Regions from separate parts of the Homo sapiens genome. Here region 2 is linked to region 1. Evidence: chromatin contacts called from ENCODE Hi-C data. All regions are on one chromosome and are shown on one strand. Each heading gives the region's core, a stretch centred on a gene start or an enhancer-like site at or near the end of the contact. The rest is flanking DNA. Distances are from core to core; before and after follow the strand shown.

What was found. A loop is a pair of places that touch in the nucleus more often than their neighbours do.
Region 2: a loop to region 1 is called in a map of mammary epithelial cell, with 732 times the contacts of the local background. The contact joins two enhancer-like sites. A Hi-C loop is called at or near these places in 6 of 168 maps with a recorded cell type or tissue (GM12878, GM13976, GM23248 and 2 more).

What each region holds. Positions count from the first base shown.
Region 1 is chr12:69,149,009-69,152,665 of GRCh38, reverse strand. No RefSeq gene overlaps it. Among named protein-coding and RNA genes, the nearest start is that of CPSF6, 89 kb to the left of the region's middle. Within about 2 kb of position 1,350, at least 3 of the 41 ENCODE cell types and tissues checked have a DNase peak (open chromatin) inside an H3K27ac peak, as active enhancers do.
Region 2 is chr12:118,299,081-118,302,773 of GRCh38, reverse strand. All of the region lies in intron 1 of TAOK3 (TAO kinase 3), which reads left to right. Among named protein-coding and RNA genes, the nearest start is that of TAOK3, 72 kb to the left of the region's middle. Within about 2 kb of position 2,426, at least 2 of the 41 ENCODE cell types and tissues checked have a DNase peak (open chromatin) inside an H3K27ac peak, as active enhancers do.

The DNA of each region.
Region 1 (3,657 bases), core at 101-2,600:
CTGCACACTTGTGCATGCTCTAATTATTTTCCATAAATGTATTCTGTAGTGTGGGACAGTCTCTGACAGAGTTTCTCCTATATTTGTCTCCTCTGGCTTGTATGTCGACACTTCCCACTTCAATTCTATGCCCCAGCAATTGATGTCATTTAAATAAGTGCCATTTAGTATCTCAAATATTCCATGTTTTTTCTCACTTCTGATACTTCTTATTATGCCTGAAATAGTGCCGTCACTCCTTTCCACCTCTAACCGTTAGTTGGGTAATTTCTACCAATCATCCACATTTCCATCCAGTGGTGTGGAAAGATTTTTAAACCTCATGTCCGGAGCAGGGGGCGGACTTTATGTGCTCTCATAGCCAGAGCTTCCCAGAGTGTGTCCACCAATGACTGCATTAAAACATCACTGGAAACCCAACTGCTTACATAACTGGATATGAAAATCTGCTCCAGGTCTACCAAAGCAAATAACACTCTTTTTTTGGAGATAACGGTGTCATTCTGTCACCCAGGCTGGAGGGCAGTGGCACCATCATAGCTCACTGCAACTTCAAACTCCTGGGCTTAAATAATCCTCCCACCTCAGCCTCCCAAGTAGCTGGGAACACAGGCACACACCACCATGCCCAGCTAATGTTTATGACTTGATTTGTAAAATTTTAAATTTTAAATAGAGATAAATTCTCCCTGTGTTGCCCAGGCTGGTCTTGAACTCTTGGCCTCAAGTGATCCTCCTCACTTGGCCTCCCAAAGTGCTTGGGATTATAGTGGTGAGCCACTGTGTCCAGCCTTGTAGTGTTTTATTTTTTAAGTGTTGTAATGGATGTACCAGTGTTTAATATATCAGTCTTTAAAAAAATAGTTTAAACATCTGTTTTTCCTCACCCCTCACTGAGTACATTGAAAATAGTACAAGTTAAAGCACATGTCTTGTTCTCATCATGTCCATGGCATTCTATACTTCCCCTCCCTTGGCGTTGACCACAATGGGCTATATCTTAATTGCTTGTGTTCTTGTCTGTTTCTCCCAGTGGACTGTGAACTCTTAAGGGCAGGGACTGTTTATTCTTCACTGTTGTATCCCTAGCCTCAAGCCTGATGCTAACACAGAATTTGTGTTCAATAAAAATTTATTGAATGGGCGGGTGGATGGAGGAATATAGGGTAGCCTGATGTCCTCAAAGCAGCCAGCTAACCAGTGCCTACATTCCAACCCGTAAGTTTCCACCACTGACTTACCCTCTTCAACCCGTTTCCTCTTAAAAAAAAAAAAAGTCTCAACGGGCTATTTAAGTGATATGTCCCACAGGGAACACACTCAAATGGCAAAGTCTCACCCGCAGCTGTAATTCCCTAAGTAAACAGCTCTCCTGGGAGGTTCGTAGTCTCAGGTAACTCTGCTGAGTGACTTTGGAGAGCAAGGTAGAAATATTCCCATTTATTCATTATCTACCATGTGCCTAGAACTATCCCAGGCACTTTTATATGTAATACTCTCATTTAATTCTCACAACAATCCTCTAAGGTAGGTATTACTCTCCCCATTTATGCAGATGAGAGAGACTCAGAGAAAGGATAGACCTTGATCAAGCTGCATGCAGAGGAGGAGGCCAGGCTCGGGTCTGTCCAACCCCACAGCCCAGGAACGTTCCTTCTACCATGTGTTCCATGCCAGTGCACAATGCTGTTAGAGATGTAGAATGTTTTGACCTGAAAGGACTCTCACAGGTTGTCCCATGCAATCTACTTCTTGTGATTGAAATAATTTTCCTTAAAAAAAGAAAAGAACTTTGGACTATGTCTCTTGCCAAATAGAATTCTGCAAATTGTGATTTTGCCAAGAGAAACAAAGAACATTCAATTATCCTTAAAGTCTGTCATTGATTGAGTAACTCTTAAAATTAGCCAGGAACATTTTTGGATGTACTGGATAAGTGGGGCATGCCCTGCCATTTTACGTACCTGCAACATGAATTCTGGCTTGGTTTCCTATGGCACAGGGATTACTTTCGTTCATCTCCAAGTGTGGCTCACCAGCCTGCTTTACCACCATGTCTGCTGCCAGGTCAACTCATTTACTTATTAATTGACATTTATTGCACACTTGTTATTTGCCAAGGCCAGGGCTGGGGATTTAATGTGAATTATCTCAGTTAATCCTAACCGTGACTCTATGAAGAAAGTAATATAATTAATTTTATTTTGTCTTTGGGAAAAAAGTAACTTGCTCACAGAGACCATAATTGGTGGACCTGGATTGGGATTCCAGATCAGTGTGAATCCAGAATGAGTGTCTTCACCATGACTTTATGAACCTGCCCCACAGGCAACATTGCAGTCACATGCTGTGACACAGACGCATTGCACACTGGGCAGTTCAAATTATTAGCATTTCCTGGCAGTTTGAATTGCAAGTGACAGGTTGACTTATTGTTGTTGTTTCAGTAAAAGAGCTATACTTTTGTTGCTGTTGTTGAGACAGAGTTTTGCTCTGTCAGCCAGGCTGGAGTGCAGTGGTGTGATCTCAGCTCACTGCAGCCTCAACCTCCTGGGATCAAACAATCCTCCCACCTCAGCCTCCCTAGTAGCTAGGACTACAGGTGTGTACCATCACACCCAGTTAATTTTTTTTTATGTTTTGTAGAGACAAGGTCTCACTATATTGCCTAGGCTGGTCTTGAACTCCTGAGCTCAAGCAATCATCCTGCCTTGGCCTCCCAAAGTGCTGGGATCACAGGTGTGAGCCACTGGGCCCAGTTAGAGTTACACTTTCTGGAACTATCAGGCACTGTTCCAGAATCACAAATCCCTTTCATAAGTAGAAGGGATTTCCTTTGTCTGGATTTTGAAAGAGAATTTCCTTAGAAAGACCTGCTTTGTTGAGAAAATGCAGACAATTATTACTGTTTTCAGCAAGGGGCCTCGGAAAAAGTGAACGCAAATCCTTTAAAGTTAGTGGCTGTTACGAGACAACTCTATAATGTAAAAAGAATGGACAAGACTGAAGCCATTTTGGGATAGTCTTAGTGAACAGGATTAATTTGGTGAGATTTACATCATGCCTAGAACTTTGCCATCACATAATGTTTATTTGTTTTTAAATTTATTTCTTAGGTAACATGAATATAAATAGACACTAGCAAACATCCTCAGGACTGAAACTAGAGAAGTAGTGCTGTAATGGAAACAGCTGTATGAGAAATTTCTTGAAGCTATGTTTACGATCACCTCCTTTTGGGAGATAAGGAAAAGAAAGCAGATGTCAGCCTGTGGAATATTTCACAGAGAATAGTTTATGATTATGTTACCTCGAGGAGAAGGAGAAGTAAAACTGATACTTTATGTTTAGTTTGGAATGAAAGATGTATTGGGCATACTTTGGCATTGGTGAGTGAGACCTGGCCACAGAGACTACAGAGCCAATATCAATTAGAGGAGGGGAATTAGAATCCAGTCCTGCTCTCTGGGCAGGAGTGTGTGTTGTGAGCCCAGAAAATCTGGAACATGTCTCAATTAATTTAGAAAGTTTATTTTGCCAAGGTTGAGAATGAGCCCATGACACAGCTTCAGGAGGTCCTGATGACATGTGGCCAAGGTGGTCAGGGCACAGCTTGGTTTTATACATTTTAGGGAGACATGAGACATCAATCAATAT
Region 2 (3,693 bases), core at 1,177-3,676, about 49 Mb before region 1:
TCTCTTTTTAATACCAAGTTTATCAGTTATCAGCATTGAATAGTTGTTCCTCCATTTTTTATTCATTTATCCAACATGTCTTGAGTGACTAATATTCTGCACTAATATGTGCAGAAGATTTTTTTAAACACATCTAAATATTTTTTGCTTTGCCACAATTAAAAACAGTGACTATTAGCTGTCCTGTCTCTTTCTTACCTTTGACCTCTTACCTCTCTCCAGCAAAGATCTCTTCTTTACAAAAACTTGTACCTGACCCTGCTATTCTCACTTTATTTTATTTTCCCTATTATACCCATAAGAAAACTGAGGCTTAGAGAGTTTAAGTTACTTAACCAATACCACAAGTCAGAGGCAGAAGCAAAATTCAAACACAGATAATCTTGCATCTGAGTAATGTTCTTACCTAGCACTCTAGACTGCCTTCAGCAGTGGACAAGAGAGATGAGGCAGTGCCAAAACCCTCCAGGCTATACTGTTGTTCATTCTGAGAACCTGGGACTCTTGACCTAATTTTCCCTCTTGCCAGCATTTTTGCTCTGCTTCCTGTCACTGCCAACAGAGTATGGATGTGGTCAGTAAGGTGTGGATAGTACAGGTCACCCTGATTTCCTTCCTTGATCTGTGCAGAAATGCATGCTGTACTTTCTCCACTTAAAGATGAGTGGATAGGGACAGAGAATGACAAAAAAACCAAAACAGATCAAAAACCCCACCATACTGGACAAGTGTCTGAGAGTATACAAATATTCTAAAAGAGGCATTTTGAATTTAAATTTTCTTCACAATTAATGCAACTCTGCAAAAGTTAAAGAGGAATAGCCTGAGGAGAAAAAATATGGTCATAATATAACCCCCAGCCTTTCTTACTTTTGATGTACTTAACCCTTATTGTGCTTTGAGGTTTGAATTTTTTTTTTTTTTTTTTTTTTGAGATGGAGTCTCACTCTGTTGCCCAGGCTGGAGTGCAGTGGCACAATCTCAGCTCACTGCAACTTCCGCCTCCCAGGTTCAAGCGATCCTCCCGCCTCAGCCTCCTGAGTAGCTGGGACTACATGCAAGCGCTACCATGCCTGGCTAATTTTTGTATTTAGTAGAGACGGTGTTTCTCCATGTTGGTCAGGCTGATCTTGAACTCCTGACCTCGTGATCCGCCTGCCTCGGCCTCCCAAAGGACTGGGATTATAGGAGTGAGCCACCGTGCCCAGCTGAGGTTTGAATATTTTGACCATTACTTCAGGCTTTAATGACTGCAGATGTAAATGGAAAAAAGGAAAGTATCTTTGCTGGATCGTCATTCATGAATTCTAGTTTTGGAGAGGAAGGTAGCTACAAAATACAGGGTTCCTTGAGAAAGGTCCTTAAAATTTCAACAAACACTTAAGCAAACTTTTATTATCAAGTTCCCTGTATACCAGGAACTGTGCTAAGTGCTAGAGTTTTTGGTTTTGTTTTTAGCCTCCCTTAACTATTTTGCTTGATGTTTCCACCTCTTTGCAGCTTTAATGGAGCTTTGCTTGACAGTGACATTTGCAGCTGCTTATGGCATTACACTATCTAACATTTATTAAGCACCAAGGAAACCCTGGCAGGTGTGTGTGGAAAAGGCAAAAATTGTAGAACTAAACCATCACTATTTGAAAGTGAATTGAATTTGATACTTCTGGCTGTATGATGGAGGTAAAAATTTTAAAAATAGGCAGGATGCAGTGGCTCACGCCTGTAATCCCAGCACTTTGGGAGGCTGAGGCAGGCAGATCATTTGAGGTCAGGAGTTCAAGATCAGCCTGGCCAACATGGTGAAACCCCGTCTCTACTAAAAATACAAAAATTAGCCGGGCGTGGTGGCACATGCCTATAGTCCCAGTTACTTGAGAGTCTGAGGCAGGAGAATCGCTTGAACCCAGGAGGCAGAGGTGGTAGTGAGCCAAGATTGTGCCATTGCACTCCAGCCTGGACAATAGAGCAAGACTCCGTCTCAAAAAAATAAATAAAATTAAAATTTAAAAAAAAATCAAAAAGGAAGGTCCTAAGAAAGGAGAGAGGTGAGCAAAGAATAAGGAAATAGTTAGGTGATAGACACATACAACTGTTGAGGAACAGAAAGAACAATAGAATCAGGAAGAAAAGAGCACTTTACAAAATATCCTTCAGTATACTAAAAAGTGTGAGTGTGTGTGAGTGTGTGTGCGTGCATGTGTGTGCGCTATAGTGAGATTATTTAGAAAACTTGCCCTGAGTTCATTTTCACTTAGGGTTGGTTTTAGATTTGTGAGCTTTCTTGACTATGCTAATCCTCGCCTCTTTGGTACTCAACACCCAATCCTCCCACACAAACAGAGTCTGTCAGAATTATCTCTTTTATCACTTGATATTCAGCTCACATTTACTTTCTCAGACTTTTGGAAGTTACCACTCAGACAGATGCAAATTCAGTGCGATGCCTGCCAAAGTGCTGAGCAGAAAAGAGACTTTCTTTTACACCTTCCATCTTTTGAGCTTTTGGTCCTACTCTTTCAATTTTTGCTAAATAGTAAATGGGGATATTGTTGTTTTTCAGATGAACACGTGAGTACATTTGCATTACTGAGCTTGCTGTCTCTAGTTCTAAAGAGATTCTTTACAATTTCCGTATCAGCAAAGGAATTGCCTTGATTTCCTTTGATGATGTTTCCCTGCTGATATTCTAGACCTAGCACAGAAGCAATTGGTACCCTCGTGAAAATGGCTCTTGCCCAGTAATTCTGCTTTATTTGTACATATTCAGCTTTAATTACAGGGGTAAGTGGGGGAAGGAGAAGAAAGCCAAAAATACCCACTGCCCCCAAGTGGAAGAACAAGAAGAAGCTTGACTCCCTCAACTTGCAGGAGTACAATTATATTGTAACTGAGGTTGTTTTCCTAGATGTCAGCCAGAAAGATAAACACTCAAAGTTTAAAAAAAAAAATAAAATAACCTTTAGTGGCTGGGCGTGGTGGCTCACGCCTGTAATTCCAGCACTATGGGAGACCAAGGCAGGTGGATCACCTGAGATTAGGAGTTCGAGACCAGCCTGACCAACATGGTGAAACCCCGTCTCTACTAGAAATACAAAAGTTAGTCGGGCGTGGTGGTGTGCACCTCTAGTCCCAGCTAGTGGGGAGGCCGAGACAGGAGGATTGCTTGAACCTGGGAGGCAGAGGTTGCAGTGAGCCGAGATCGAGCCACTGCACTCCATCCTGGGTGACAAAGCGAGACTCTGTCTTAAAAAATAAATAAATAACCCTTAGTAATTTAAACAGACCACAAATAGAACTCTGTTAATAATTCACAAAATTATCAGAAACCTTAAGTACCGTAGACCCATAAAAAACATCTCAAAACACATTTTATGCCTTCAAAGGGTATAATTTATTGATTTTTTTAAAGTACTATATTTGAACTCAAGATAGCTATAAATGGCAAAAGGTTATATGAGTTTGTTGAATGTTTTTTGTGAAATTGAGAGAAGTTTATATAGGGAAGAAAAAACTGTTGAAACAAGTGAATATTATTCAAAAGTTTGGAAGATTTTAATATTTTGTGTATTTGAGGGATCCTACATTTTAACTTTTTTTGTATAATTATATTTTCAATTTAATCTTGTATTTTTTACTACCTGGTCTTAAAGAGTTTGGGACCAGTGTAACTTATGAATTTGTCATTGCATAGTA